Linked DNA regions of Mus musculus: region 2 is linked to region 1. A link is a loop called in an ENCODE intact Hi-C map of the cell type or tissue named here. Cell type or tissue: gastrocnemius. All regions are shown on one strand. Links, peaks and the distances in the headings refer to the core of each region. The heading gives the core; the rest is flanking DNA. Region 1 has its middle 43 kb from the start of Rgmb. Region 2 has its middle 49 kb from the start of BC002059.

What was found. Hi-C counts contacts between places; a loop is a spot of excess contacts. Peaks named below come from ENCODE experiments on the same cell type or tissue, not always from the same donor. Only the 100,000 strongest peaks of a DNase experiment are listed, where the experiment ranks them.
Region 2: a loop joins it to region 1, with 10 times the contacts of the local background. A loop is called at or near these places in 15 of 42 quality-filtered maps.

What each region holds. Positions count from the first base shown.
Region 1 is chr17:15,779,425-15,796,551 of GRCm38, forward strand. No RefSeq gene overlaps it. Among named protein-coding and RNA genes, the nearest start is that of Rgmb, 43 kb to the right of the region's middle. In gastrocnemius, for the core only: a CTCF peak has its summit at 7,798 (motif pointing right); a DNase peak (open chromatin) is centred at 7,805.
Region 2 is chr17:16,893,739-16,910,865 of GRCm38, forward strand. No RefSeq gene overlaps it. Among named protein-coding and RNA genes, the nearest start is that of BC002059, 49 kb to the right of the region's middle. In gastrocnemius, for the core only: a CTCF peak has its summit at 7,207; DNase peaks (open chromatin) are centred at 7,214 and 10,849.

The sequences.
Region 1 (17,127 bases), core at 3,378-11,377:
TATAGGGTTGCAGATCCCCCCAGCTCCCTGGGTACTTCCTCCAGCTCCTCCATTGGGGGCCTTGTGATCCATCTAATAGCTGACTGTGAGCATCCACTTCAGTGTTTGCTAGGCCCCAGCATAGCCTCACAAGAGGCAGCTATATCAGGGTCCTTTCAGCAAAATCTTGCTAGTGTATGCAATGGTGTCAGCGTTTGGAGGCTGATTATGGGATGGATATCTGGGTATGGCAGCCTCTAAGATGGTTCATCCTTTCGTCTCAGCTCCAAACTCTGTCTCTGTAGCTCCTTCCATGGGTGCCTAGTTCCCAATTCCAAGAAGGGGCAAAGTATCCACACCTTGGTCTTCTTTCTTCCCGAGCTTCATGTGTTTTGCAAATTGTACCTTATATCTTGGGTATTCTAAGTTTCTGGGCTAATATCCACTTATCAGTGAGTACATATTGTGTGAGTTCTTTTGTGATTGAGTTAACTCACTCAAGATGATGCCCTCCAGGTCCATCCATTTGCCTAGGAATTTCATAAATTCATTCTTTTTAATAGCTGAGTAGTACTCCATTGTGTAAATGTACCACATTTTCTGTATCCATTCCTCTGTTGAGGGGCATCTGGGTTCTTTCCAGCTTCTGGCTATTATAAATAAGGCTGCTATGAACATAGTGGAGCATGTGTCCTTCTTACCAGTTGGGGCATCTTCTGGATATATGCCCAGAAGAGGTATTGCTGGATCTTCCGGTAGTACTATGTCCAATTTTCTGAGGAACCGCCAGACTGATTTCCAGAGTGGTTGTACAAGCTTGCAATCCCACCAACAATGGAGGAGTGCTCCTCTTTCTCCACATCCTCGCCAGCATCTGCTGTCACCTGAATTTTTGATCTTAGCCATTCTGACTGGAGTGAAGTGGAATCTCAGAGTTGTTTTGATTTGCATTTCCCTGATGATTAAGGATGTTGAACATTTTTTCAGATGCTTCTCAGCCATTCGGTATTCCTCAGGTGAGAATTCTTTGTTTGGCTCTGAGCCCCATTTTTTAATGGGGTTATTTGATTTTCTGGAGTCCACCTTCTTGAGTTCTTTATATATATTGGATATTAGTCCCCTGTCCGATTTGGGATAGGTAAAGATCCTTTCCCAATCTGTTGGTGGCCTTTTTATCTTATTGACAGTGTCTTTTGCCTTGCAGAAGCTTTGCAATTTTATGAGGTCCCATTTATCGATTCTCGATCTTACAGCACAAGCCATTGCTGTTCTATTCAGGAATTTTTCCCCTGTACCCATATCTTCAAGGCTTTTCCCTACTTTCTCCTCTATAAGTTTCAGTGTCTCTGGTTTTATGTGGAGTTCCTTAATCCACTTAGATTTGACCTTAGTAGAAGGAGATAGGAATGGATCAATTCGCATTTTTCTACATGATAACCACCAGTTGTGCCAGCACCATTTGTTGAAAATGCTGTCTTTTTTCCACTTGATGGTTTTAGCTCCCTTGTCAAAGATCAAGTGACCATAGGTGTGTGGGTTCATTTCTGGGTCTTCAATTCTATTCCATTGGTCTAGTTGTCTGTCATTATACCAGTACAGTGCAGGTTTTATCACAATTGCTCTGTAGTACAGCTTTAGGTCAGGCATGGTGATTCCACCAGAGGTTCTTTTATCCTTGAGAAGAGTTTTAGCTATCCAAGGTTTATTGTTATTCCAGATGAATCTGCCCATTGCCCTTTCTAATTCGTTGAAGAATTGAGTTGGAATTTTGATGGGGATTGCATTGAATCTGTAGATTGCTTTTGGCAAGATAGCCATTTTTACAATGTTGATCCTGCCAATCCATGAGCATGGGAGATCTTTCCATCTTCTGAGATCTTCTTCTATTTCTTTTTTCAGAGACTTGAAGTTCTTATCATACAGATCTTTCACTTCCTTAGAGTCACGCCAAGATATTTTATGTTATTTGTGACTATTGAGAAGGGTGTTGTTTCCCTAATTTCTTTCTCAGCTTGTTTATCCTTTGTGTACAGAAAGGCCATTGACTTGTTTGAGTTAATTTTATATCTAGATACTTCATTGAACCTGTTTATCAGGCTTAGGAGTTCTCTCTTGGAATTTTTAGGGTCACTTATATATACTATTATATCATCTGCAAAAAGTGATATTTTGACTTCTTCCTTTCCAATTTGTATCCCCTTGATCTCCTTTTGTTGTCGAATTGCTCTGGCTAGGACTTCAAGTACAATGTTGAATAGGTTGGGAGAGAGTGGACAGCCTTGTCTAGTCCCTGATTTTAGTGGGATTGCTTCCAGCTTCTCACCATTTACTTTGATGTAGGCTACTGGTTTGCTGTAGATTGCTTTTATCATGTTTAGGTATGGGCCTTGAATTCCTGATCTTTCCAAGACTTTTATCATGAATGGGTGTTGGATTTTGTCAAATGCTTTCTCAGCATCTAACGAGATGATCGTGTGGTTTTTGTCTTTGAGTTTGTTTATATAATGGATTACATTAATGGATTTCTGTATATTAAACCATCCCTGCATCCCTGGAATAAAACCTACTTGGTCAGGATGGATGATTGTTTTGATGTGTTCTTGGATTCGGTTAGTGAGAATTTTATTGAGTATTTTTGCATTGATATTCATAAGGGAAATTGGTCTGAAGTTCTCCATCTTTGTTTGGTCTTTCTGTGGTTTAGTTATCAGAGTAATTGTGGCTTCATAGACTGAATTGGGTAGAGTACCTTCTGCTTCTATTTTGTGGAATAGTTTGTGCAGAACTGGAATTAGATCTTCTTTGAAGGTCTGATAGAACTCTGCACTAAACCCATCTGGTCCTGGGCTTTTTTTGGCTGGGAGACTATTAATGACTGCTTGTATTTCTTTAGGGGATATAGGACTGTTTACAACATTAACCTGATCCTGATTTAACTTTGGTACCTGGTATCTGTCTAGAAACTTGTCCATTTCATCCAGGTTCTCCAGTTTTGTTGAGTATAGCCTTTTATAGAAGGATCTGATGGTGTTTTGGATTTCTTCAGGATCTGTTGTTATGTCTCCCTTTTCATTTCTGATTTTGTTAATTAGGATTTTGTCCCTGTGCCCTCTAGTGAGTCTGGCTAAGGGTTTATCTGTCTTGTTGATTTTCTCAAAGAACCAGCTCCTCGTTTGGTTGATTCTTTGAACAGTTCTTCTTGTTTCCACTTGGTTGATTTCACCCCTGAGTTTGATTATTTCCTGCCGTCTACTCCTCTTGGGTAAATTTGCTTCCTTTTGTTTTAGAGCTTTTAGGTGTGTTGTCAAGATGCTAGTGTGTGCTCTCTCTTGTTTCTTTTTGGAGGCACTCAGAGCTATGAGTTTTCCTCTTAGAAATGCTTTCATTGTGTCCCATAAGTTTTTGTATGCTGTGGCTTCATTTTCATTAAACCCTAAAAAGTCCTTAATTTCTTTCTTTCTTTTTTTTTAATTAGGTATTTTCCTCATTTACATTTTCAATGCTATCCCAAAGGTCCCCCATACCCACCCCCCCAATCCTGACCAAGGTATCATTGAGAAGAGTGTTGTTCAGTTTCCACGTGAATGTTGGCTTTCTATTATTTATGTTGTTATTGAAGATCAGCCTTTGTCCATGGTGATCTGATAGGATGCATGGGACAATTTCAATATTTTTGTATCTGTTGAGGCCTGTTTTGTGATCAATTATATGGTCAATTTTGGAGAAGGTACCATGAGGTGCTGAGAAGAAGGTATATCCTTTTGTTTTAGGATAAAATGTTCTGTAGATATCTGTTAAGTCCATTTGTTTCATAATTTCTGTTAGTTTCACTGTGTCCCTGTTTAGTTTCTGTTTCCATGATCTGTCCATTGATGAAAGTGGTGTGTTGAAGTCTCCCACTATTATTGTGTGAGGTGCAATGTGTGCTTTGAGCTTTACTAAAGTTTCTTTAATGAATGTGGCTAACAGTGTTCTTTTCTAATCGGGTTATTTTAACACACACACACACACACACACACACACACACACACACACACACACACATACACATATATACTGGACACAAAATTGTGTCCTGGGACATAATGTCTTACCTGTTGTGATGATTATTCTTGGTTGTCAACTTAACTACATCTGGAATGAACTAAAATCCAAGAGGCTGGGTATAGCTGTGAAGGTTTTTCCTAATTGAATCCTTTGAAGTGGGAAATCTCACTTTTAATCCAGATCTTTGGAGGTAGGAAGATCCACCTTTTATCTGCGTCACACGTCTGGTGGCAGCCTGTACAAATGACATGGAAGAAGAAAGCTTTTGCCCTTTTTCCTGCTTGGCCTCACACTTGCTGGCAAGTTCATTCCTCCACTGGCCTTAGGGCCTGCTTCCCTCGGGATGCTGGCACATACTGCCATGTACTGAAGAGCAGCTGAGACAGCGTAGTGAACTGGATCCTTGTACCTTCCGTTGACAGCCATTGTTGGGCTGGCTGAACCACTGCCCGTAAGCCATTTTAGCAAATCACAGTAGTGAGTTTTGAGTTTAATGAAAGATCCTGACTCAAACCAGTAAGGTGAGACGCATTAAAGAGTTACTCATTGCCCTGCCTCCAGTGTATCTGGCCTCCAGTGTATCTGAAATGGGAATAAAGGCCCCTTTCAGTTTGCTGCTTCTAGTATAGTTGAGTAATAAAAAATTACATTATGTGAATTATAGAACCAGGGTATATGAAGGCACGAAAGATAAACCAGTCAGTATCAGAAAGTGTCAAGATATCTCAAACATACAAGTCAAAAGATTAGGCCCTTAGGATTCTCTCTCTCTCTCTTGTTTTTTGTTTGTTTGTTTGTTTGTTTTAAATTTTATTTTTAGAGGCAGGGTTTCTCTGGGCAGTCCTGGGTGTCCTGGAACTCACTCTGTAGACCAGGCTGGCCTCGAACTCAGAAATCCGCCTGCCTCTGCCTCCCAAGTGCTGGGATTACAGGCATGCTCCACCACTGCCCAGCTAGATACCTCTTAAAATTGCTTATTTAAGTCACATGGTAAAATAAGTCAGTCTAGCTGCTGAACAGAATGTCTCACCAGCCCTTCCGAATAGACATTTTTGTTGTAGATTTATTCATTTTATTTCATTTGTATTGACTGTTTGACTGTGCTCCAATTAATTCCCTATCCATCACCAAGGCAACTTATAGAAGAAAGATTCGATTTGGACTTTACAGTGTCAGAATTTAGAGTCCATGATCAGCACGGCAGGGAACATGGCAGCAGGCAAGCAGACAGGCATGGGGTTGGAGCAGTAGCAGAGGAAGGAGGCAAAGAGCACACTGGGAATGGGGTCTTTGTGGAACTTCACAGTCTGTACCCAGTGACATGTCTCCTCCCTCACACCTTCTAATCCTTCCCAAGCAGTCTCAACAACTAAGTGAAACATTATGCAAATTATTCAAGCATGAGCCTGTGAGGTCATTGTTACTTGGGTCACAATCTTTGTGTGTGTCTGTGCACTGTGTGCAGGCATGAGGCCCATGGAATTCAGAACAGGGCATTGGATCTCCTGAAACTTGCATTATAGATGGTTGTGAGCCACCATGTGGGGGCTGGGAACCGAACCTAGGTTCTCTGCAGGAGCAACAAGTGCTCTTACTCATCAGTCCATCGACCTAGCTCCTGAACAGAATCTCTTACTGAGAGTCAGACCCTTAATTTTTTCTTTGCCTTATGGGTAAGACATTTGAATTTTAATTAAGTCACTTCTCTCTATATAGGTCATAAACTATTTTCCTGCATTATCTATATATTTATTTGAAAACTATTTTGTTCATTTTTTAAGTTAGATTATGTGTTTATTTCTTTGGATTTTTATTTGGTCTATGCAAAGATTATAAAATAGTGAATGCCTTTAGTATAATGGGATATTTGCAATATACTTGTTTCAGTGTGAGAGCAAATATAATACATCTAAGAAGATACCTTACCGACAACATATAGATTGGTCGCGTTGAACAAACCAGACAATAAATAAAGTTTTGTTATCATGGAGAACCCGCACAGCTAGCTGATGGATACTGCAGGCTGGAAGATTGGGCTCTTTCTCATGGGAGCTGCTGATCCCCCAATTTTGGTCGTTACACGCTGGAATCTCCCCAGCTGCATGGGAATGAACAGAAGCAAGAACAATGGACAAGACGAACCCAGTGTTCATAACGTATTTCTCCTGCACTTTGTGAGATGACGTGTGCATCTTCTAAAAAGTCCATTTGTTCTGGGGGTATTTTGAATGATTTGTATTTTTTCAGCCATCAAGGAGACCATTTTTACATAATATATCTTTTTTTTTTTTTTCAATTACGTTATCAACTGTCCAAAGCTACCCCAGCCTCCAGAAAAGGTTTTGCCGCATTTGCTCTCAGAGAACTAACGGTAGAGCCTGACAGGAAAGTTTCAGTGAGATGGAAAGAAAATGCTAGCCGGGTATGCCCTCGGAGAGAAAATAGAAAGAGTGCTTACAGCAGCTTTTCGAGAAGTCAGTAGGGCAGATAGAGAAGCAGCTCCGCTGTATGCAGGTCAGGCGAGGTGGTGCTGTGCTTGGAGTTCCAGCCCGGCGACGCTGAGGTACTGTTCAAGGAAGTTTTGTTTTTTGGTTTTTGTTTGGTTTGGTTTGAATGGGGGAGTTACTTTTTAATTTTTATTTTATTTTTTCTATTTATTCACTTTACATCCCACTCACTGTCCCCCTCCCGGTTATCCCCTCCCTCTGAGCAGATGAGTCGTTCCCTCCCCCCCCCGCCCCCCCCCCCATATCCCCGCACCCTGGCACGTCAAGTCTCCGTGGGGCTAGATGCTTCCTCTCCCACTGAGGCCAGACAAGGCAGCTCATCCCGAAGAACATATCCCACAGGCATGCAACAGCGTCTGAGATAGCCACTCCTTTCCCCCTCCATGCCCCTACCCTGCTCCAGTTATTGAAGACCCACATGAAGATGAAGACCAAGCTGCTACATATGTGTGGGGAGGCCTAGGTTCTGCCCATGTATGCTCTCTGAGAAGCCCCAAGGGTCCAGGTTAGTCGACTGTGTTAGTTCTGCCTCTGGAGTTCCTAACCCTTTCGGAGCCCTGAGTCCTTCCCCCCCAACTCTCCGTGCTCCATCCACTGTTTGGCTGTGGGTATCTGTGTCCATCTGAGTCAGCTGCTGGGTGGAGCCTCTCAGAGGGCAGCCACGCTAGACTCCTGTCTGCAAGCATCGCATCATCATCAATAGTGTCATGGATTGGTGTTTGCCCGTGGGATGGGTCTCAAGCTGGACCGGTTATTGGTTGGCCATTCTCGCAGTCTCTGCTCCATCCCCTGTGCCATGCCTGCATTTTTTTTTTGTAGACAGGATACATTTGGGGTTGAAAGCTTTGTGGGTGGGTTGGTGTCACTATCATTCCACTGGGGTTCCTGCCTGGTTACAGGAGGTAGCTTCTTCAAGTTCCATATCCCCAATGCTGTGAGTCACAGCTAAGGTCACGGGGGGGTTATTTTTAAAAGAAGCAGATACTTGAAGATATATTTTTCTGTTGAAATGAACCCGTACTGTTGATAACAGAGCAGAGGGAAGACGCTTCGTTATTTTGGTCCTGCTGAGTTGGAAATACTAATTTTCAGAATATTTCTTCGGTGTAAACAGAGTTTACAAAAATTTCTACCTATTTACTGCAACAAAAAGAAATAAAAATTTAGGGCTGGAGAGATCTCCAGCCCTTAAAGGCTAGGCTCACAACCAAAAGTATAAGAAATAAATTTCCCCCAAATGCTATGCGCCAGGTGTGTTGCTGACCATTTTAACCACCAGGGGGCAGTATTTATTAAATTAAACAGCAGCCACCAGTCAACCTTGAAGTGGTGTTTTGCAAAATATTTCATTTCAGACATCATAAAATTATAATTCTGTGAAAAATGCATATATTCATACAATTTTCAAGATATAATTTTTTTTTATATTGTAAAGATTATAAAGCATTCCGATGTATCTTACATGCTGACATTTTAAAGTAAGTAACATCCTTTTCACATATCGAAGGAAATCTACGTATCATAGTGATTTCATACCCGTTCGTTACCATCTCTTTAAACATTGCCAAGTGCAAGCACCAGAGGACACCCAGGAAGATGTGCGATGCCCCTTTCTCTGTCTAGTAAAACCTCACCCTTGTAATTAATGAAACAAAGTTTCAAAATTTACTTGTTTGTTTATTTATTGAAATGAGGGCATTGTGTACCAGCATGGTACAAAGATAGACTTTCAAAGGAAACAACCATCCACACAAATAAAATACAATAGGAATGATTTTAAAATGGTTTAAATAGTTTCTGACAACTTTTCATGTCCAACATTTTCAGCAAATCGACTTTAGTTTTCCTTTCTTTGACATTCCTTAGCTCTCTTCATCCTCTGCTTCTTCAGTTTAGGTTTTGTTCGTTACTGAGGAAGCACTGATGGCCAGACTTGGTTCAGTCCATGAGAAAACAGGAACAAAATTTCTCTCCCATTGTCTCTTTGATCTTAGAGATTTCTTGGGCCAATTTTTCAATTTTCCAGTGAGTCACTGAATTCCAATATTAAATGTTTCTAATTTATAAGAGCTCCTTATTTGTTCTCAGGATTGGAATCCAATTCCTTGGCCAGGAAATATATTTCATGTCAGCTTTCTTCCTTTTGTGTTCTCCCGATGGTAGGTCTGGAGAAGGGCGGGGGCTCATCTCATTTACAAGGTGGTATTTTGACTTGCTGGTGAATCTTGGTTTTCTGTTCATGTTTAGGACACTCAGAGACTTACTGAAAGCTCTAGGAACATGGGAGTATTATTGACACAGTCTGTGAACTTCAGTGTTGGATAATAAGGAATCCATTTAGCATTTTTGACTCTCATCAACTGTAGTGTCCACAGGGCTATGTGTCTGATCAGTTTGTTTGTTGATTTGTTTTAAGTAGAGATTCAGGGTCATGTTACTTTATATGCAATATCATTTTTTATTTAATATTTTTTATTAGCCATTTTCTTTATGTACATTTCAAATGTTATCCCCTTTCCTGGTTGCCCCTCCAAAAACTCCCTATCCCACTCCCCTTCCCCTGCTTCTATGAGAGTGTTCCCCTACCTGTACCCACTCACTCCTACTTCCCTGTCCTGGCATTCCCCTACACTGGGGCATCCAGCCTTCACAGGACCAAAGGTCTCTCCTCCCAACGATGTCTGACAAGGCCATCCTCTGCTACATATGTCGCTGGAGCCATGGGTCGCTCCATATGCACTCTTTGGTTGGTGGTTTAGTCCCTGGAAGCTCTGGGGTGTCTGGTTGGTTCATATTGTTGTTCCTCCTATGGGGCTGCAGCTCCTTTGGTCCTTTCTCTAGATCCTCCATTTGGGGACACTGTGCTCAGTCCAACGGTTGGCTGAGAGCATCCACCTCTGTATTTGTCAGGCACGGGCAGAGCCTCTCAGGAGACAAAGTGTGGAGCAGAGACTGAAGGAAAAACTATCCAGAGACTGCCCACCTGGGGATCCATCCCATATACAGTCACCAAACCCAGACACTATTGTGGATGCCAACAAGAGCTTGCTGACAGGCGCCTGATGTAGCTGTCCCCGTCCTGAGTCTTACAGAGGTGCTCCCTTTGGGAAGGGATGCTTCAGACAGGCTCTGTATTGGTGTCACGGATGTGCTGCTCCATGACCACTAATTCAAGTGGTTTTAAAGTGCTTTTCTGAAATCTTGAGGATTTTAAGATGCCCTGTGTAATAGTGAAAAACATCTGGGAAGTTAATTTTGGAGGTCCCTGCAAACTCTACTGCTGGTTTTATTTATTTGAAATGTAAATAAAGAAAATATCGAGTAAATAAAAAAAGACTCGGGAGGGAAAGGGAATTGCGTATAAAGGCTCTTGCAGTAAACAGAACTCATTTCTCAGGAAACTGCCCAGCTAGATGGACAAGGCTTCTCCCCTAGGTTATACAAGCTTTGAACTGCTAGAGAGAGGAGACTGGCTGGGAGGAGTGGAGCTGCCGGGAGCTGAGCCGGAGGCTGTAGGGATGCAGCCCTTGTGAGTCCACACCTGTGCTGCAGCGGGACTTTGGTGTGTTCCTGTGTAAGTAATTCCTCAACTATACTACCATAAATGACGTCAGTGAACTCACTGCCTCTCTAAGTTAGCTTTGGGTAGAACTGTTTCTTTAGTCTGTTGTAGTGCCTTGCTATCTGGGGGTGAATAGATGTTTGCTCATAGCACCCCAGAAAAGTTACAAAACACTGGTCACATGATAAAGCCCAGTCTCAAAAATGAATTATGACTTGTAGTAGTATTTTTGTTTTTTTGTTTTGTTGTTGCTCACTGTGTATCTGAGTATGGCCTCGAATCCTGATCCTCTTGCTCTTACTTCTCCAGAGCAGTGATCATAGATATGTACCACCATGTCCAGCTTTGTCATTTGCATTTAAGCTAACACACATACACACATGCATGCGTGCATGTACACACATACACACATGTACACACATACACACATGCATGCATGTACACATGTGCATGCATGTACACACATACACACATGCATGCATGTACACACATACACACATGCATGTACACACACATGCACACATGCATGCATGTACATACACACACACACACTGATATGTTTGATCCTTCTGGGAAGTGGAAATACTCATATAAATGAATATTCTATAGACTCTATTTAATAACTAACTGCGGATTATGAGTTTTCACTTAGATTAAGAGTTATGTATAATATGACTTCTCTGTTCCCTAAACGTGCATACTAGAGATTCAGTCTCTAGTGATAGAGGTACTGAGACTTTTAAGAGGTAACTGGGTCCTGTGTTGCACCATTATGAAGGGGTGAGTAACACTCCCGTGGCAGTGTGCTAGTTGTATAGTAACAGGCTGTTACAGAACACATCTGACGTCTCCTTCACTCTTTCGCACACACACTTCTTCCACAAGCACCTGCTTGCTCTCTTGTTTTCCCGTCAGGCCTGGCACCGCATGGCGTTCTTTCCAGAGGCGGATACTATGCAGACTCCTTATGTTGGAGGTCTGGGCTGCAGAGCTGTGAGACACAGTAGCTGCTTTGCTTTATCAATACTCACGGTCAGGGATGTTGCTATAACAGCAGAAAGTAGACTACAGTAATCTGACAGCTTATAAATCCAGAGCCGGTGGGGAGAAGTAGACAAAAAGCATGCGAATGAGATGCAGTGGACAAAGAACTGCCATGGATTCTTTCATGATACTGAAATGCATCATCATCTTGGCTTTGAGCGTTATAATGCCAGGAAAAATAGGAAAACAATTCAATATTTGATTCATAACGTCAACAAGAGGTGATGAGCCTTATGTTAATATGAGAGGATGCATCCCCGGGTTCTAGTCTCTATTATGTCTACTGATTGACACAATGAGTACAAGCGATGAGACTTTGGGGCTGTGACTATCTCCTTCCTTTATCACATCATAAACATAGATGGGACCACAGCGCACCTGCAGAGGGTGAGAACTGTGCTCTGCTATCCTGCCTCGTCACTGCCTGCCTTAGATTAAGAGTAGCTTTGAGAATCCTATTAAGAAAAAGCAGCTTATCCTTCAGGCCTCAGCCATCAAAGGTAGAGGATGAGGGTGGCGTGTGTAGCACACGGTAAGGGGTCAATCTGTTTAATAGTTAGACCCTGGAGCTAACTAGATAGTTAACCTAGATGAACTGGTGAGCTTGAGACTGTCTCAAAAATACGTATGGTAGACAGCAACTGAGGAATGCACTGGTCTCCAGCCTGTGCATGTATGAATACATGTGTGAATGCACACCTTGCATGCATACATGCACACAAACCTACATGAACACATACCAAGAAAAGAAAGCTACATGGCACCAGAGGAACAACACCTGTGGCTGTATACTGGCCTCTACATACAGATGGGTGCACTGGCACACATGTGAAAACACACAAGTACACACAAGTACACACACACACACACACACGAGAGAGAGAGAGAGAGAGAGAGAGAGAGAGAGAGAGAGAGAGAGAGAGATTTCTTTAGTCATTCAAATAACTGAGTATTATCCTACTTATTACCAGGTGTATTCTATATAGCTAAGCTTGCCAGATAATTGATCGTGAGACACATGCAGCATTAATCTACACTTTACACAATATTATGCTGTGTTATATGGCAAAGGGCAAGCTTCCTTGCACAATGTCTCGTGAGAAAGAGAATTCAGATGTACTGCCAGGAAATTCATCTTGTTTTACATACTAGACCAGCTCTGTGACAGCTGTAGATGAGGAAGGCCAGCTAAACCAGACTGTAGAAATGAATCACTTAAAGGTGGGAGATGGAGACATTGAAGAACTAGGGCTACAACGTCCTAGATGCCTATCTGAAGCTCATCCTTGCCTCCAGCAGGAGTTTGGATGATAGTCAATATTTCCTTTTATCATTTCCATATTCGATGGGTGGAGTGAAGAGAGCAATTTGTCCTTTCTTCCTCTCTGAAACTTGGCACATTGCCTCAGTTTTTGTTTAGTAATTTCATTGTTTACCCTAAACATTTAAAAAACGCCTCTAGATAGCTGGAAATGACATAGCAGTATGTGTGGGCAAAGATAACAGAGGTGAGTGTAGTTGTTTAGGGTTGGTATAGCTTAGTGAGCTTGAGAAGGAGAATAAGGCTCTCAAGTGAACGGGGGCACAGTCAGCTTTAGAAAATGTTATCCTGAAAGAGCAAAAATGTATTAATTATAGTTTGAGGAGGCAGGGCGTTCAGTTCAATGGGAGAACATTTGCCAAGTATGCAAACCCATGTTGCCCTGGGTTTGATCTTTAAAAATTAGTTCGTCCCACACTGTACCTGTTGGATAGAGGCAGATCAGAATGGGAAATTCTATTTTGTTGGTAATTGTTTGCTAGCAGTTCAGTTTGTTGGTGCATTTGTTAACTTGATTAATGAAACAGAATGCTCAGAGCACAGCCCCATTTATTCTTCTGTAAAACAGATTGTTTATCTTTGTTTTAAAAGTTTCTTTCCAGAGCTTATTGCTTTTGTCCCTCTTAAACTCCCCTCAGAGATCTAAATGCATCGCATCTTTGTGGCACCGGGAGAGCTTCAACGTGAGCAGCTCCCGCACTGCCCATTGGCCTCTCCAATTTCCTTTCAAACCAACATAATCCTGATGATGAATAGATTGTTTAAATTGAGCTCAGAGATATCCCAAAGAAGCAGCCATCTTCCTTGAGCCACCGGAGCCCTTGGCCCATGTACATGTTCACAATTGATTCCAGTGTCATTCAAAGACCCGGTCTCTAGTCACAGGTTTTGTAATCATATAGTTCAGGCACACTTGGGAGTAGCTCACCCATCGTGAGAAAAATTAGCAAGACTCACATTGGGGGCAACAGCTAGGGAAAAAGGTCGGGGCTTTGCTTAAGTGATAAGAATTGTGGGAAATGCTTCTCTCCACTGAACCAAAAGCAAAGCAGGAAGAAATTCTTGTAAGGAATTTTGCAACTGAGAGGAGCTTCTTCTGCTTCTTCTTCTTCTTCTTCTTCTTCTGCTTCTTCTTCTTCTTCTTCTTCTTCTTCTTCTTCTTCTTCTTCTTCTTCTTCTTCTGCTTCTGCTTCTGCTTCTGCTTCTGCTTCTGCTTCTGCTTCTGCTTCTTCTTCTTCTTCTTCTTCTTCTTCTTCTTCTTCTTCTTCTTCTTCTTCTTCTTCTTCTTCTTCTTCTTCCTTCTCCTCCTCCTCCCCTTCTTCTTCCTCCTCCTCTTCCACCTCCTTCTTCCCCTCCTCCTCTTTTTCTTCTTTAAATTATCTTTAATTTTTTTTTTACAGTCCAGTCTTTATCCCCCTCCCAGACCACCCTCCAACAGTTCCTCATGCCATTCCTTCTCTCCGTCTCCAAGAGGATGTCCCCACCCTACCAGGCCTCCCACTCCCTGGGCCTCAAGTCTCTGGAGGGTTAGATGCATCTTCTCTCACTGAGGCCAAACCATGCAGTCTTCTGCATGAGTCAGGGGCCTCATACCAGCTAGTATATGCTGCCTGGTTGGTGGCTCAGTGTCTGAGAGATCTTGGAGGTCCAGGTTAGTTGAGACTGCTGGTCTCCTATGAGGTTGCCCTCCTCCTCAGCTTCTTCCAGCTTTTCCCCAATTCAACCACAGAAGTCCCCAGCTTCTGTCCACTGTTTGGGTGTAAATATCTATATCTGATGCTTTCAGCAGCTTGTTGGGCCTCTTGGAGGGCTGTCATGCTAGGCTCCTGTCTGTAAGCACACCATAGCATCAGTAATAGTGTCAGGCCTTGGACCCTCCCTTTGAGATGGATCCCAAGTTGGACCGGTCACTGAACCTCTTCTTCATTTTTGTCCCTGCAGTTCTTTTAGACAGGAACAATTCTGGGTCAGAGTTTTTGGCTGTGGAGGGCAAATCTATCCCTACTTGATGCCCCCTGTCTTTCTACTGTAAGTGGACTCTACAAGTTCCCTCTCCCCACTGTAAGGCATTTCATCTAAGATTCCTCCCTCAGAGTCCTGAGAGCCTCTCACCTCCCATGTTTCTGGTACATTCTAGAGGGGTCCCCACCCTCACTTCCTATATCCTGAGGTTACCTGTTTTGATTCTTTCTGCTGGCTCTCAGGGCTTCACTTCTGTCCTCTCCCCACGCCCCGCCAATACCTGATCATGTTCACCCTTTCCCCTCCCTGTCCCCTATCCCACCTAGGTCCCTCCCTCCCTCTGCCCCTGGTGATTGCTTTCTCTTCCCTCCTAAGTGGGACTGAGGTGTCCTCATTTGGGCCCTTGGCTTGTTAACTTTCTTGAGTTCTGTGGATTGTATCCTGGGTATTGTATACTTTTTTGGCTTATATCTACTTATTAGTGAGTATATACCATGCCTGTCCTTTTGGGTCTGAGTTACCTTACTCAGGATAATATTTTCTAGTTCTATCCACTTGCCTACAAAACTCATGATGTCCTCATTCTTAATAGCTGAGTAGTAGTATTCCATTGTGTAAATGACCACATTTTCTGTATCCATTCTTCTGTTGTGGGACATCTGGGTTGTTTCCAGCTTCAGCTATTATAAATAAGGGTGCTATGAACATAGTGGAGCACGTGTTCCTGTGGCAGGCAAACACTTATATACATAAAATATAAATAAATATTTTTTTAACTTGTTTTCAAAAAGGAACTGAGTGCATTTTGTAACTGACATGATCTAACTTTGAGAAACTGTTAGCCTGCTGGGAGGGCCTGGAAATAGTTTCCCAATGCTTCAAAACATCTCCATGAATTTTAGTCTTGTTGAAAAAAACATATAGTGAAGCCAGGACCTTGAATGTCCTAGATGGTAGTAACAGGCTCCCATATAGCAAGATGAGAGGAAAGCATACTAGAAGCTCTCGATTTCCAATTTTCCGAGATCTACCTGTATGTATATGAGTGCTTGCCTGCAATGCATGTATGTGTACCATGTTCATGCCTGGTGCCTACGGAGGCTGGAAGAGGGAGTTGAATCCCCTGGAACTGTAGTTATGTATGATTAGGAGCCACCAGGGAGGTGGTGGGAACTGAACCCAAAACCTCTCTAAGGGCAACAAAGGTGCTTTTTAAATTTTTTGGTTTTTATTTATTTATTTTTAATCACTGAACTATCTCTCCAGCCACTTCATTCTTCTGTTTTGAATGTGGAGCACTGGGGGATAAAATAATAAAAATTTTAAAGTAGTCTTGTGTGGTGGTTTGAATATGCTTGGCCCATAGGGAGTGATACTGTTTGGAGGTGTGACCTTGTCAGATGAAGTGTGTCATTGTGGGGGGTGAACTTTGGAGGTTGCCTCATATGCTCTGGTTCCATGTACTGACATCTTCCTCCTAACTGCCCAAGGAAGCCAGTCTTCTGGTTGCCTTTGGAACAAGATGTAGAGCTCTTAGCTCCTTCTCTAGCACCACGTCTACCTGCATGCTGCCATGTTTCCCACCATGATGATAATGGTCTGAACTTCTGAAACTGTAAGCCAGTCCCAATTAAATGTTCTCCTTTGTAAGAGTTGCCTTGGTCATGGTGTCTCTTCACACAAATGAAACCTTAACTAAGACATCTTGTCTCTTTAAACAAATGGTCTTCACAGATTAGGCTTTGTTAAGTTGTATGAAAAAGATGCAATGTCCCGAGGTGAGCATTAGATTTGTCAACAATGAAGACCTGTGTAAATTTGGGAAAGATGTGATGGGGGCAACTGAAAGTCACATGATCAGGAAAGCTGGTATCAGGTGGGCAGCACGTTCTGATGGTGACACAACAGCCTGTATACTAAATGCACTTGTTCTATATAGCTGAAGAAGATGGTGGGTTTGCTAATTTTAGTAGTGGGCCTCTGTAGGGGAGTAGTCTCAGGTTGCAGTAATCTGAGAGGAGTTTAGAGAGAATCTCTTATAAGCATTACCAGTCAATTAAAAAGCTTATGGCCAATGAGCTGAGGCAGAAAATAGAAGTGGGCCATCTGGCAGGGAGAGAGAGAATTCTGGGAAATAGTCAAGCATTTATTAATAAATCATTAGTCTCAGAGTCATTATTTCTGGGAATTAAGTGGCTGGGAAGGAAAACTTAGTTTTTTTTCAAAGCAGGAAGCTGGGGTTGATGCTTTCTACATAAAGTCAATATTCATACTTGGAGCAAGGAAAGGCCTTGTCATTTCCCTGAGTTTGATCCAGGGAAGGTCTTGCCATACCCCTGGGTCTGAGGTCCTGGGGTCCCTGATGTGGCCGTGATCACGCCATGAATGTTCACCCATGCAGGGCACACTCACTCCTTAACTCTGCTGAATGCCAAACAGGAGATACATAAAACTGTTTCTGAATGAAGGTAAAAATTCATGCTACTCAAATTAATTCTGTATCTTGTGCAACTTATTTAGCTAGTTATTTGGAGCTGCAGAGCCACCCAATAATAAAAGACCCATCAACTGTCACTGCAAGTTGATATATTTTCTGAATATGTACTGAAGAAGATATATTTTTTCTGCCTTTTGTTAAAGGTTGTTAATTGGAATTAATATCACAGAAGACATAATTTCTGACTTGTATGTTCTTATACAGCCTG
Region 2 (17,127 bases), core at 2,948-10,947, 1.1 Mb after region 1:
ACAAACAAACTAACAAAACAACAACAACTAGCCAGCACCTTGTGCTAACACTCTTTATATATGCTTTGCACTTAAATCTTGTTGATAGTATGTGAATATCACATAGTTGGTATGTGTACATTTGGAATTTAGAAGTTTTAAATACTATATATGTGCTCTAAATATAATTATAAGATATACAATTAAAGTAATTTTTATAAGTAAGTAATATCATAGGCACACAAAGGAAAGAACAGTTAGAGTGTTAAGACTGAAAAACAACTAAAAGAGAAAGAATGACCCCACATTTATTACAATTTATTTGACATACAATTCAACTACAGGGGTTTGGGGGAGTGAGAAGCAACACTTTTGAATTAGGAATTAGGAATCTCAGCTAGGGTCCTCCCCTCTCCCCATAGACTCCTGGCAGCCTTCCCCTGCCAGGCCTCCAGCTAGTCCCAGAGATGCCCCCTCCCCCACTGGTTTCCATTCTAACTCCTAGCCCTCTCCCACTCCCCTCTCCTAACACCTGATGTCCATCATCACTCCCCTTCTTACCTCCTCTCCTACCCAGTTCCCTCTTTCCATCTACCTCTAATGACTATTTTGTTTCCCCGTCTGAGTGTGATTCACACATCCTCCCTTGGGCCACTCCTTGTTCCCCAGTTTCTTTGGGTCTGTGAATTGTTGTATGGTTATCCTGCACTTTATGGCTAATGTTCACTTATAAGTGAGTACATAGCATACATGTCTTTCTGGGTCTTGGGTACTTCACTCAGCATGATCTAACAGGATAATTCTTATGTGTTGTTCTATAATGATTTTTCTATCATTATTTGATCTTTGTATATTACCTTTTTTTTTTACAAAGGTATTTTGCAGTTATAGCAGCAAAAGCTGCAGAAATGTGATATGCTTTTCTAGTTCAAAACTGCTGCTTTTAGGTTGAGAATAGAGCTCACAGATAGATCACTTGCCTGGCATATGTGCCATCTAGCATTTATTCCCAAGCACCACATATTCAAATACCCACACAAGTCCCATGCGCTTAGATTGGAGTTACACTGCACTAGACCCTGAGTTTAGTTCTAGCACCTGAGCATTTCAGATCAAAACATTCTATTTCAGTGACGAATTATCAACATGAGATAGACCCAATAGATTTTTATTCCTTCCAGCCTTGGTTAGGGAAGCTTCTTAACAGGGCAGTGTCTAATTTAGAGAGCTGTAACTGTTTAAGATGCTGTGAATAGGTATCTGTGAGTTCCCATCCAGAGATGTGGTACATATATGGAAACCCTGACATCACTCAAGGCTCAGGGAGCATTATGAAAGAGGGGGTGGGGGAAAGAATATAAGAGCCAGCAGATGGACAGGCATACTATGAAATGGTATTCTCTGGACACAGCATGGATAGTGCACATGAAGTCACAGCAACTGTGGTTACCTGTACAAGATCTGAAAAAAATATCTAAGGCAGATTTTAAAAGATTCAGCACAGTGGTAGAGAAGGCTCCTTAGAACCCAGCCCTACCTGGGTATCTACTGACAATTGATGGCTGATACAGGAGGGACAGTCAATTTTTTCTTTGTAGTGTAATCACTAACAGTTAACTACTTTGCCTGTGATGTCTCTACAACCATATATGCATGGGTAGCACTAAATATATTCAGTGGGTTAAAAAAATGTAAAGAGGACTTGAATCTAGAAGGAAAAGATACAGGGAGATAGGGAAGGTTAAGGGGAAGGAGGGAGTAGAGAGCAAGATATGATTGAGGTACATTATATACATTTATAAAAGTCTCCAAAAATTTAAACAATACTACATTGAGATCCCACCTAACTCTACTCAGAAAGACAGTCATTAAGAAAACAATAACTAAAGGAGTTACAGAGACAAAGTGTGGAGTAGAGACTGAAGAAATGACCACATAGTCAATTTACTAGAGACAAATCACTATAAACAACTTAATGACAATTTATATCATTGTTAAATTTTCTACCAAGTTACCCCAGATACAAAATTTTATTCCAAATTAGATACTCAATTGCATAATTTGATATATTCACTGAAATAAAAGGATAGAGTGACATCAGTTATTTAAAGATGTAATTTATAATTAAACATTTGTTGGACATATTAACAAATAAATGACCAAAAGCTGTTTATTCACCTTACAAAGTTGTATCAATTCAAACTTTAAGTTCCTAACATAACTAATAACAAGACTTTCTGTGTCTTCTCTTTAGACAAGGTGAATACCCAGTGCCCTCCCTTTAGACATGTTAATATCCATGCATGGAATTCCCAGTTTAAGCAACATTTATTTTAAGAACTAGATGCTGATTAAAAGCTGAGTTAAAGGGCTGGTGAGATGGTTCAGTGGGTAAGAGCACCCAACTGCTCTTCTGAAGGTCCGAAGTTCAAATCCCAGCAACCACATGGTGGCTCACAACCATCCGTAATGAGATCTGACTCCCTCTTCTGGAGTGTCTGAAGACAGTGTACTTACATATAATAAAAATAAATTAATTAAAAAAAAAAGCTGAGGTAAAGCTGCCTTTTTTTCAGAAGTTTTCATTCTGTACATGTAAAATTCAACAGAATCAGTACATAAAACATTTCAATACAAGTTTACCCAGATCAGCAAAACAATTGTCAGATTATTATGAAGCAAAACTAGTGCATTAGAAACTGTAATGTCGCTGACACCATTGCATACACTAGCAAGATTTTATTGAAAGGATGCAGATGTAGCTGTCTCTTGTGAGACTATGCCGGGGCCCAGCAAACACAGAAGTGGATGCTCACAGTCACCTAATGGATGGATCATAGGGCTCCCAATGGAGGAGCTAGAGAAAGTAGCCAAGGAGCTAAAGGGATCTGCAACCCTATAGGTGGAACAACATTATGAGCTAACCAGTACCCCGGAGCTCTTGACTCTAGCTGCATATATATCAAAAGATGGCCTAGTCGGCCATCACTGGAAAGAGAGGCCATTGGACTTGCAAACTTTATATGCCCCAGTACAGGGGAACACCAGGGCCAAAAAGGGGGAGTGGGTGGGCAGGGGAGTGGGGGTGGGTGGATATGGGGGACTTTTGGTATAGCATTGGAAATGTAAATGAGTTAAATACCTAATAAAAAATGGAAAAAAAAAAAAGAAACTGTAATGTCCTGAAAAAAAAACAGAAAAAGAAACTGTAATATCAACTTAGAATATGTGGAAAGCCCAATAGAACAGGCATAGTCTTTGTTCTATGGCCATAGTTAGTAGTGAGTAAAAGAGACAAAACCTCTACATTCTTGAAACTTGCATTCCAATGGAAGGGGAAACAGGGTAAATGATAATGAAAAAATATTTCTAATCCATTTTAGAAACACAAATTGGGATATCTAGACAGAATAAGTCAAATGTTTGTGAAGTTTTACTGATGGAAATTGTGGAATGTTGTTAGAAACTGGAGCATCTAAACTAATAAGGAAACCTGTTGTAATAGTTTAAAGTTTCATAGTGAATTCAGTTCATCTAAAATGAAATATAACTCCAGCCAACATACTAAAGTAGACAGTATAAATTTAGTACAGATAGTTCAAAAGGGCCAATAATAAAAAATTTGAAGAAAAAAATGCACCTTAAGAAATCAAGACTTGGGCTGGTGAGATGGCTCAGCAGGTAAGAGCACCCGACTGCTCTTCCAAAGGTCCTGAGTTCAAATCCCAGCAACCACATGGTGGCTCACAACCATCCTTAACAAGATCGGACTCCCTCTTCTGGTGTGTCTGAAGACAGCTACAGTGTACTTACATATAATCAATAAATAAATCTTAAAAAAAAAGAAATCAAGACTTAATTGAAGAGTGAACAATTTTTATTTTCCCTCAAACAAGTTACTAAACTTGCTGTTTATATATTGTTTATCTGATTCCTAGAGATTGCATTGCAAGCAGAGATCCAGCAAACAGTATCTTTGACCCCTTATCTGAGTTCTTTCTTCTGTGCTTCCTTGCCTTTGTGGCCTTCTTTTGCCCTGGAAGACATAGTCTTGGGCCTGGGTCAGGGTTAGTTCCTGAGAAAGAACCACAAATCATCTGTATCCACAACAACGTTTGGTCTTGGGTTTTGTTCCATTGGTCTACATGTCTGTTTTTGTGCCAGTGCCATACTGTTTTTATCATTATTACTCTGTAATATATCTTGAGATCTGGAGAGGTAATATCTCCAGAATTGTTTTGTTTTTGTTGTTGGTGTTTGTTTTACTTTGCTTTATTTTTCTTCAGGATCATTTTGACTATCTAAGATTTTTTGTAGTTCCATCAAAATTTTAGGATAGCTATTTCTATTTCTGATTAAAAAAATAAGATGGAGATTTTCATTTGGATTGCATTGAATCTGTAAAAGGCTATGGTAGAGTGGTTCAAAACCCCTCCATGAGTCCATGCATTGCAGATATGTCTATAGTGTTAAAAGCCAACTTGTCTGAGGTCAGCCATCCAGATGTTTGATTTTTTTGTTTTGCTCTTGTTCACCTCAAACAAGTTACTGAACTTCTCAGAGCCTCAGTTGCTGCCTCTGTAAAATGATAACAACAATAATCATATTCAAAAAGCAGCCAAGGGTGTGTTTGCCCATAATATTCCAACCAAGAAATGTGAACTACCTCTCCTCGTTCCCAAAATGTGTGTGTGTGTGTGTGTGTGTGTGTGTGTGTGTGTGTGAATATGGGTGAAGTGCCAGAAAGAGGCACTGGATCTCTTAAAGCTGCAGTTACCAGTGGTTGTGAGATGTCTGGTACAATGAGTGCTAGTAACCAAACCCCAATCCTTTTTGAGAAAAGCAAACACTCATCCACTAAGCCATCTCTCTAGCATTTTAATTTAGTGTTTAAACACCAAAGACTTACTGATGGTATCTATCAATTTTTTTTCAGTGCTGGAAATCAAATGTAGTGCTTATCCATGCTAGGCAAGTGCTGAGCTAAAAACCCAAACCTTGCTAAGTTTTTAGTTCATTCGTATTCTGGTTTTTGAGGTGGGGTATTACTCTGTACCCTACACTGTCTTGGAATTCAGTATCTTTTCACAGGCTGCACTGAGACTCACAGTGGCCTTCAGTCCCCTAGTACCTGTAACACTAACATTAACTTATATGGCAAATAGCTACAGTGCCCATTTGAAGCATTAATGGCAGCTGAGGCACCTGAAATAACTTCTAGACATCGTCCAACGTAACAACTACATTCACCAATGAGAAAACAGAAGCCCAAGTGGAAAAGCCACACCTGTGCCTTATCCCAGTTGATGACTCATTAGGTCCTCACTGGGCACAGGCTTTGTGTCAAATTTTATGCTGGATGGTGGAAAGCACAAAGACATTCACTTTCATGGAGACTGTAGTCTGGTTCTGGAGGAACACAGGAGCACACACAAGTCATGAATTCTAGTTGTGTGTTATAAAAGCTAAGAAAATTGTTACCCTAATTCCTGAGGAAGAGTGAGTGATAGATATGCCGTTGGCATTGTTCATTGAAATGGCTCACTGAATAAGTTTAAGTCTAGCTGCCTAGAAAATTCACAAAGACAAAATATTCTCATTTCGAAAATAGATATACCAACCTTTATCCTAAAGCATATAAAATAACTGAATTCTACATTTACTAATTCACATATGAATTAGTAAAATTTCAAACGACAGCTCTCACTTCTATCTGTGTTTGAGTCCTTCATGGCTAATACATTCTTACACTATTTAAATCAGTGCAAAACTTCAGTAAAATCACTGATTTTTTTTTTCAGCTCATTTCTAGAAATAAAATTCAACTGCATCAAACTTTACTTACATCTTTTATTCTGGGTTTTCTAGAAGGCAATGTCTCTGTTTTTATTATCTTAATTATTCTTATTCTCAATAGCTTATACTTTGGTATAAAGTAGACATAGTTATTAAGTTTAAATCGCATCTTTATATTCTTCCGTTTGTTTTTGAAAAAGGAAAGACAGCAATATAAAATAGCCTTTAAAAATATAATGTATGATTATGGAAAATATACCAGAAATCTGGGCTTGGTGACTCATGCCTATTATCCCAACACTGGGGAAGCTAAAGCACAAATCACAAATTTGAGGTCAGCCTGGACTACATTACAAGATCTTGGCTTGAGAACATAAAAACAAAAATAAAGAAAGGAAAAAGGGAGAAGGAGAAAAAGCAAGAGCAAAAGATATATATGTGTGTGTGGATATATATATATGTGTGTGTGTATATATATATATATATATATATATACCACACAAGGGAAAATGTGTCATATGCTCATGATGACTTGCAGAACTGTGACACCATCTTTGCCTTTGTAGTGTGTCCGAGGGTAAATTTAGTCATGTTAAAACTGTAATGGACAAATTGGAGCAGAGAGTGAGACAAGCTGCCGCAGCCATGGAAGGAGCTAGGTGGGCAGCTTCCATACAGGGTGCCTAGACTTGAGACAAAGAACATTTATTAGTATTTAAAATGGAAATGTAACTTTCTGTCCTGGTTTGCTGCTAGTTTGTGGTTTCTGGCTATAACAGCTTCAGCTTCGCATTCCTAGAATACAAGTTCAATTCCTGCTCTGAGCTGGTTTCATCTTGCTTAGGAAAATCTCAGGGTATTACAACCCCTTAGTCTAATGCCCTCATTAATTTAATACGGGCTAGACTGAGAAAACTGTAGAGTTTATATTTGATTAACACAATGCTTTCTCTTCAAAGTATATTTTCATAAAAAAATATTTTTGAGTTCCCTGTAGATACATACTTATTAAATGTGATCAATCAAAAGAAATAATACAAGTTCTAGGTTCCTCAGTGTCTATATATTTCCAAAGTCAAACCAGTAGATGAAGTATTTTTGTTTTTTGCTCAAGTTCCTTGGTTTAAAATTTAAAAATAATTAACACAAATTTTTTATTTTTTCTATTTTTCAGAAATTTAAATCATTCCAATTATCCAGCTACACACACAAAAAAAAATCTTGTTAGAATATTTTAAAAGTCAAAATTTATGAAAAGTCACTAAACTATCTCCCTAGAATATAAACTAAGATACATAATGCCACTACTCATAACATACTCAAACATAATATACTCAATATTGTTGTAAAATAAAAGAAATTTTAACATGGTTCTAATAATGAAATGTTACCTTTCAATAAAATTGATCAGAAATTTAGTAGCAGTGGCCACCAAGTGGACAGCTCTGGTATTACAACCAATTTCTACACCAGAGCAGGCTTGCTGTGGGTGTCATGAAAAGAGAGCTTAATAATTAAATAATACATCTTACGTAATTAACAAATATACTGTCACTGCTAATAACTATCAGTTTGGAACCCATCAAAGTTCAAGACCTACATGAATGAAATAAATAGCATTTTAAAATAAATACACTTTAAATCATTAGTTCTTGAACTGTGGTTCGCAACCCCCTTGGCAAACCTCTCCAAAATTATTTGTATCATGATTCATAGCAGTAACAAAATTACAGCTATGAAGTAACAACAAAACTAATGTTATGGTTAGAGTTCACCACAGCATGAGGAGCGACATGAGGGTCACAGCATTCGGAAGGTTGAGGACCACTCTTTGAAATCAACTGAATAAATATAAAGTCAATTTAGAGACAAACACAGGTAAATGTCCAATCCTTAATCCTATAATAACTTCCAATATTCATAATTATTACATTATTTAAAATAAACAATAAAGCACAAGGTCACAAATTCTATAATCACTGAAATAATCCACATTAAAGAGAATATCTGTGCTGCCTTTGCAGAGCATTAAACATGGTAATAGCACACAAAATGACGTGATGACTATATCCATCCAGATGGGCCTCTTTAGAATCCTGTTCTTCAAGGGAGAAAGTCCTGTTTACCTCAAGAAGTAGATCCCCATGGCCAAAAGAATAGTCACACAACCAACAACAATATCCAATGTCTAATAGTGTTTCTAAGAATTTCACGTAGACTAATTTATTAGTCCTCATAGTAATAAACAACCGTGGTGGATTGAATAATGTCTCACAAGTGATAGCAAGTCCTAATTTCTAGACCTTGTAAATGTTACTTTATGAAGATAGTCTTTGCAGATGTGACTAAAGCCCCTGAGATGGTGAAGTTATCCCAGATGGGTTTACACGTAACCAAAAAAGTCTCTACAGGAGAGGGGCAGGAGGAGATTAGATACACACAGAATAAAAGACACAGACTGGAAGGTGATAGAAAGAAGAGGCAGAGGCTGTGCCTTGTTTCCAGACGTGCTCTAACTTATTTTGTTTTGAAAAGTGGAGTTCTGATCAGTACTGGAAGAATGAAATAATCTTGTCAGTTTATAAAGTATTCCTTTGAATTGCCAATAACTCATTGTTTTATGTTTACACAATAGCCAGATCTATCCTTTGATTCTGAATAAAATTTTTCATTAGTTTCTTTAATAAAATTTAATTGTTATAAAACCTAATTTGCTTCACAGTGCAATACTTTCTCCAAATTAATGATGTATTTGTATGAGAGAAAAAAACGTGTTTGTTCTAAAACATTTATAGTTTCTGCCACCTTCAATGGCTCATGTATTTAACCAGGATTATTAAAATGGCAAAATCAAGAGAAGGGCTAGACAGTTTATTCTTTGCTTCAATATTTCCTGCTTCTGAAAGTTATCTATAACTCAGCCAATCTGAATTCCTTCCCTTATGGCCATCAAGGAAGTTAGGATGTTGGCTTGGGCAAGTGACCCAGATTACTGAGGGAGACTAGACTTCCCCGCAACTGAATTCTGTTTCTCCGCAATTCTCCTGTGTGCTTGCTTGCTCTCTCACTTGCTTGTTGGCCTGGTTTTCAGTTATGATCTTTCCACATAGTGCAGTCTAGTCTAATTCACTATATACCCCTATCAGTCCTCACTTCTCCTGCCTTAGCCTGCCAAATACTGGAATTGAAATAGTGAACAAGACCTCAAGACCCAGTCTTTCATTATTAAAATCCTCACATCTGCCTGTGCTGTGTAGCTGTGAATTAGTTAATCCGCTTTGGCTCCTGGTGGGTTGTGTGCTGCACCAGCCCAAGAGCTCTCTGGATTCACAAATGAAACACATACACACACACACACACAGAGAGAGAGAGAGAGAGAGAGAGAGAGAGAGAGAGAGAGTCAGTCACACGCGCGCAGCTCTTAAATCTAAATTTTATCTTGTTGCCCTGGTTCCTTCTGGGTGCCTCCGTTCCCACCATCTTTGCTGCCCAAAATGCTCTGGGCAGCCCTTCTGGGGAGCCCTTTCCTTCTTGTACCTACATTTTGACCATTACTCCCTCCTGTTCCTTCCAGGCATGGTCCACCCTTCTTCTGGTGGAGATCCTTTTTCTCTGCTCTGTGCTTCTTCTCCTGGGAACCTACAAATCCCGCCTCTCTCTCTGCCCAACATTGGCTGTTGGCTCTGTGTTGATCAATCAAAAAACCAGTTGGAGACAGTAACCTTCAATGTTTGGACATGCAGATTCCCAATTTGGAGTTCCAATCAAGACAGCATTAGAACCAATTCCCAACAGCTATGTACTTCCCATCAAAATGATTTACGATTTAAGAGTTATTTTTCCCCTAGTACAATGGCTTAATGATGCCACATAAATGTCATACAAATTTCAGCTACAAATCTTTATAGAATGGAAAGGCAAGCTCCAGTTTATATGCACTATAAACATAAAATTGAATTAAGAAGTGTCATTATTTTCATATCAAAAACTATAATTTCAAACATTACCCCTTGCAGCAATATTGTTTGGGCCCTGTATTACGTACAAATATATTATAGAAGATACAACACAAAAGTTAGTAGTGGCCAGGTGTGATAGAAGTAAGTTATGGGCTGGTGAGATGGCTCAATGGGTAAGAGCACCCGACTGCTCTTCTGAAGGTCCAGAGTTCAAATCCCAGCAACCACATGGTGGCTCACAACCATCTGTAACGAGATCTGGTGCCCTCTTCTGGAGTGTCTGAAGACAGCTAAAGTGTACTTACATATAATAAATAAATAAATAAAAAGAGTTTAAAAAAAAAAAGAAGTAAGTTACACCTTGATCTTAGCATTCGATTTGTTTTATTTTTTTAATTAAAAATGTTAAGATCAGCAAAGATTTTAATAAATAATGCACCAAAGAAGAGGCTAGTTTCTAAGAAGCAAATGATAAAGGAGTCAACAAAACAGTGAACTCAAATTTGAACTTCATGATCATGAAAATCTCGTTAAAGATTGTCCTTGAAAAACTTTTGAGATATCTGACGTTAAAAGATACATAGTATTTCAGAAATGTAGCCTTTATTTATTTATTTATTTATTTGTTTGTTTGTTTATTTTTATTTTAGTTTGGGGCAGATAGATTTTTCCTTTGGGAAGAACTAATTGATTCTTTGGCTATTTTAAATGTGGAGGTACAGGCTCAAAGCAGATAGGTATTTTTTCTAGCTCTTGAAATGAAATTCCATCTTACTTTAAAAGATACTGCTGCACATATTTACAAGTGTATGATGTCATCAATGTGAACTTGAAAACTAATAGGATGATAAAGCTTTTTGTGTTCTAGGCTCTTCTGTTCTCTGCTTTTCCTTAATTGTATTACCATCTACAATCTGACAACATAAATATTTATCTCTTCAGTCCTTGAATGTTTTTCTTTTTATTCATTTATTTATTTATTTTTTACATTCCAGATTTTACTTCACCTCTCCCCTCGGTCCACCCTTTGACTGTTCCATATCCCATACCCCCTCCCCAATCCCCTGTCTCCACGAGGATGTCCTCACCCGCTACCTACCCCACCCCCCAACTCCATCTGACTTCTAAACTCCCTGGGGCCTCCAGTCTCTTGAGGGTTAGGTGCATCATCCCTAACTGAACCTAGACCTGGCAGTCCTCTGCTGTATATGTATTGGGGGCCTCATATCAGCTGATATATACTGCCTGTTTGGTGGTCCAATATTTGAAAGGTCTCACTAATTGAGACTGCTGATCCTCCTACAGGGTCTTCCTCCTCCTCAACTTCTTTCAGCCTTTCCCTAATTCAACCACATGGGTCAGCAGCTTCTGTCCATTACTTGGGTGCAAATATCTGCATCTGACTCTTTCAGCTGCTTGTTGGGTCTTCCAGAGTGTGGTCATGATAGGTCCTCTTTTGTGAGCATTCCCTTATTTGATGCCCTGTCTTCTTGCTGGAGGTGGGCTCTATAAGTTCCCTCTCCCCAATGTAGGGTTTTCGTATAAGGTCCCTCTCTTTGAGTCCTGAGAGTCTCTCACCTCCCAGGTCTCTGTGGCACTCTGGAGGGTCCCCCCAACCTCCTATCTCCCGAGGTTGCCTGTTTCCATTCTTTCTGCTGACCCTCAGGCAATATCACTCTTGGGAATATACCCCAAAGATGCCCCACCATTCCACAGGTGCATGTGTTCCACTATGTTCATAGCAGCTTTATTTGTTCATAGCCAGAAGCTGGAAACAACCCAGATATCCCATAACAGAAGAATGGATACAGAAAACATGGTTCATTTACACAATGGAATACTACTTGGCTATTAAGAATAAGGACATCCTGAGTTTTGCAGGCAAATGGACTGAACTAGAAAGTATCATCCTGAGTGAGGTAAATCAGACCCAAAAGGATATGCATGGTATGTACTCACTAATAAGTGGATATTAGAAAGGAGAAAAAAAGCCCAAGATACCGTCCACAGAACTCAAAAGGTCAACAAGCTGAAGGACCCAAGTGAGGATGCCTCAGTCCCATTTGGGAGGAAGAAGAAAGCAACCAAGTGGGGAGGGAGAAAGGAAAAACGGATGGGGGTTGGAAAGGTATGGGTGGGGAGGTAGGAAGAGGGAAATCTGATCTGGTGTTGGGAATGTAGCCTTTAATCCCCTAAATCTTTTTGTTATCTAGATTTCGCAATTAATAGTATTTCAAAATGATGTATAAATTTGGAAAATTCATAGAGATTTTTTAAAAAGATTTATTTATTTATTATATGTAAGTACACTGTAGCTGTCTTCAGACACTCCAGAAGAGGGCGTCAGATCTTGTTACAGATGGTTGTGAGCCACCATGTGGTTGCTGGGATTTGAACTTCAGACCTTCGGAAGAGCAGTCGGGTGCTCTTACCCCATAGAGATTTTTCATTGAGATACCAAACTCCACAGATATTATTTACTCTTTTAAGTAAAGTTTAATGGATTTTAGAAAGTCATATATATAAATGAAATCTAACACTATCATAAGTATCCAGTTTTAGGACTCTTCGAACTTCCTCACATAGCCTCTTAAGCTATTTGTAGTTGTGAATTTCAAGGCAGTCCTGCCAAGACTCCAAAATTAAAAACCGATGATATGTCTCAAACAGATATCTGCAGAACATTTCACCCAAACACAAAAGATATATCTTCATCCCAGGGTAATGTGGAACCTTCTCCAAAATGGACCATATAGATGGTAACAAATCAAGTCTCAGCGGATACAAGAAAATTGAAATAAACCCCTGTTTCCTATCAGATGCAGTGGATTAAAGCTAGATTTAAACAACAGTAACAACAGAAAGCCTACAAATTCATAGAAATTGAAGAACTCTCTAGTCATTGACAACTGAGTCAAGGAAGAAATAAAGACAGAAATGAAAGGCATCCTAGAATTCATTGAAAGTGATTGCACAACATACCCAAACTTATGGGACAAAATTAAAGTGATTCTAAGAGGAAAGATCAGAGTACTAGGTGCCTTCATAAAGCATACAAATAGCGTACTAGTGACTTAACTGAACATCTGCACCCACTAGAACAAAAAGAAGCAAACACATCCAAAAGGAGTAGATGCCAAAAAAATAAATAAAATAAAATAATCAAACAGGGTTAAAAATCAATAAAATAACAACAAAAGAGAACAATGCAAAAAAATCAATGAAACAAAGACTTGGTCCTTTGAGAAAGTCAACAAGATAGACAAACCCTGATCCAAAGTAACTAAAAAGCAGAGAGAGTATATCCAAATTAACAAAATCAGAAGTGAAAAGGGGGACAAAACCATAGACATCAAGGAAATACAGTCATACTTCAAAAACACACATTCTGCAAAAATGAAATATCTAAAAGAAATGAACCACTTACCAAAGTTAAATCAAAATCAGATAAACAATTTTACTACACCAATAATCACCAAGGAAATTGAAGTCATTAAGAATCAAAAAAACAAACAAACAAACAAACAAAAAACAGGCCAGACAGTTTTAGCAAAGCACCCTTTGAGTATATGCCTAAGAATGGTACAGCTGGATCTTGAGGTAAATCTATTCCCAGATTCTCTAGGAACACCGCACTGATTTCTGTAGAGACTGTACAAGTTTACATTCCCACAAGCAACGTATTGAGTGTTTTCCTTGCCCCACATCCTTGATAGCATGCTCTGTCTTTTGTTATCCTGATCATGGCCATTCTAACTAGTATAGGATAAAATCTCAAAGTAGCTTTGATTTGCATTTTTCTGATGGCTAAGGATTTTGAACATTTCTTTAAATGTTTCCCATCCTTTTGTGTTTCCTCTATTCAGAAATCTCTGTTTACTTCAGTTCCCCATTTTAAATTAAATTATTGAGGGTTTGTTTTAGTTCTTTATATATCTTAGATACTAGCCCTTTTTTGAATGTGTAGTTGGTAAAGATCTTTTCCAATTTTGTAGCCTGCCATTTTGCCAGAATGATAGTGTCCTTTGCCTTGCAGAAGTTTTCCAGTTTTGTGAAGTCCCATTTATTAATTGTTGTTCTTAGTGCCTGTGCTATCAGTATCCTGTTCAGAAGTGTTTTCCTGTGCCAATGAGTCCAAGACTATTCCCCACTTTCCTTTTATTAGAATCAGGGTATCTGACCTTTTGTTGAGTTCCTCGATTCTTTGAGAGTTAAGTTTTGTGCAGGGTGACAATTATGGATCTATTTGCATTCTTCTACGATGACTTCTTCTAGTGTGTCTGAGAGAACATACATAAAATAAATTATGTTTTAAAAAAAGAAAGAAAATTGTCTTTTAAATTTCTGTGAATAGTTTTGTTGGAATTTAGGTGAAGATTGTGTTAAATCTGTAGATTGCTTTTGGTAGGGTGGCCATTTTCACCACATTAATCCTACCAATCTATGAAAATAGGACAGTTTTTTTTTATCTTATGTTTAGTCTCTTTCTTTTCTCAATGTCTGAATTTTTCTATTATACAAGTCTTGGATATACTCTCTGGCTTAGGTAGAATTACTAATATATTTGTGAGGCTACTGTGAAAACTATTGTTTCCTTCATATTTTCTCTCAGTCTGTCACTTTTATATTTGTGTCAATTTTGTACTCTGGTACTTTGGTGAAAGTGTATATTTTATCAGCTGTAGAATTTTTCTGGTAAAGTTTTAGTATCATTGCACTTATGAGGCTAATGTAAGAAGATCATAAGTTTGAGGCCAGCATGAACTATAGAGTAAAGCCTTGCAAAACAAACAAATAAATGTTAATACTTTGGGGTTTAAAGTTAAATCCAGGTGCTAGAGAGATGGCTCAGTGCTTAAGGGTACATACTGATATTGCAGAAAACCTGAATTCTATTCCTACCTTATAACTCACAGCTCAAAAATACATAACTCTATCCCTAGAAGAATCTGACCTGGACGCACACACAATTAAAATAAAAATGAATCTTTAAAGTTTGGCATACATTGTTTGAATTGTGTCAATTAACAACATGAACTTAGGTAAATTGCCTGGTTTCTAAGTCAAATCTTTTTTTCTATTAAATTAAAATAATAACAATAATTCTGCTTGGTTTATTGTGAAAATTAAAGACTCGCTAAGGTCTTCGTGCAATTCCTAGCACAGAGTTAGTGGTCGGTTAATGTGTACTAATTTTCCTCCTCTAGTTTTAACATGAAATTCATAAGGGGAATCCTGAAAATCCCCTGGATTTTCGTTCATGATGGTGGTATATCTGAGATAAAACCTATGTCATATGTGAGTGTGTGTCAGGGAGTACAGCATACATCTTGGGCTTTTACAAACACATGCACACACATGTACTTACACACCACTTTCACACAAACTCACAAACACAAAACACACACACACACACACCAGCCCTGAAAATCTAAGCAGTCTTCAAATTTGCTTAAATAGTTTTCCTGGCCAAGAATTGTATACATTGCCAACTGGCAATGAAATGATTTTCCATTCACATCTGGCAGCAAAGGATTTAAAAAGAAAGCTGGGAAAACAGGAGAGGAAGTAACGTGCTTCCTCCTCAAGGGCAGTTTTTAGACTCTTTGGCACCATAGAGAAAAAAATGTGTGTGTGTGTGTGTATGTGTGTGTGTATTTATGTATAAGGGTAAATTCTGTATGAGAACTTCAAGATTTATTTTTATCAAAAAATAAAATAAAAAATAATAATAAAATAAATAAAATGAGAAGAATTTTCTACTTAAGATCAGAAAAAAATATGTCCTTTCTCTGACCTTTTTCACATTCTGTGACGTCCCTTTTGAAGTCATACAAATGTCTCCATTTGGGTACTCTCCTGCAAAGAGAGTGAATCTTGGCATTCTGGCTTGGGGGGGGCGGCGGTCATTTGACTTCAGTAAATTTATTAGAAGTTGTCTCTTATACAAAATAGAAACAATCATCAAAACGACTCATTTGACATTTTCATCACTCTTGAGATTCTAAGATGAGAAACTGAGGCAATTTTAATAGATTCTTTTAAGTCTTCCCTTTCAGAACCACAAATAAAAGTATTCTGATAAACTTTTCGTGGATTGACTAATTTATTTGCTTTAAATCTGAATCACAGCCTCCCGTCCCTCCTCTCCTCCCAGTCTCACCTTCTCATTTCCCTCTTTCTTTAGAGAAGGGGAGGCCATCTATGGATATCAACCAGCCTTGGCATATCATTACAGTGCGACTAGGTATACCTTCTCCTATTGAGGCCAAGGAGACAAGAGAGCCCAGTTAGGGGAAAGGTATACAAAGGCAGAGAGAAAAGGCAGACACAGTCTCTGCTCCTGCTGTTAGAGAACCAACATGTCTGTCACATATGTATAGGGGGCCTAGGTCTGTCCTATGCATGATCTGTGGTTAGCAGTTCTGTGAGCCCCTGGGGTCCAAGTTAGTTGATTCTGTAGGTTTTCTTGTGATCTCCTTGACCTCTCTGGCTCCTTAAAATCCTTACTCTCTTCCACAAGATTTCTAAGCTCTGCCTAATGGTTGCCTGTGAGTCTTTGCATAAATTTCCAGAAGGTGCTGGGTGAAGCCTCTCAGATGACAGTTATGCTAGGCTCCTATCTGCAAATATTCCAGAATACTATTAATAGTGTCAGGCGTAGTGTCTTAGTTAGGGTTTTACTGCTGTGAGCACACACCATGACCGAGGTAATTCTTAAAGGACAACATTTAATCAGGGCTGGCTTACAGGTTCAGTGATTCAGTCCATTATCATCAAGATGGAAGCATGGCAGCATCCAGGCAGGCATGGTGAAGGCAGAACTGAGACTTTTGCATCTTCACCTGAAGGCGCTAGTGGAAGACTGACTTCCAGGCAGCTAGGAAGCTAGGTCTTAAGCCCACACCCACAGTGATACACCTACTCCAACAAAGCCACGCCTCCTATACTACCACTCCCAGGGCCAAGCATACACAAACCATCACATTCCACTCTCTAGCCCCTATTTAGGCTTGTTCAAACCCATGAGTCTGTGGGGGCCATACCTAACCATAACATAATTCAAAATACATTTAGTCCAACTTCCAACATCCCCATAGTCTCTAGCAGTCTCAACAATGTTTAAAGTCCAAAGTTCAAAGTCTCTTCTGAGATCCATCCGATCGCTTAGCTGTAATCCCCAAAGTAACAGCTGAGCAAACTTCAAACTCTGCATCTCCATGTCTGATATCAAAGAAGTCTACAAGTCTCCAACTCCTTTTCAACTTTGTTGACTGCAACAAACTTCTTTTGTGGGCTGGTTCCACTCCCTTCTAGCAGCATTCCTTAGCAGATATCCTATGGCTCTGGCATCTCAAAAATCTTGGGGTTTCTAAGGCAACTGCAATGTTAC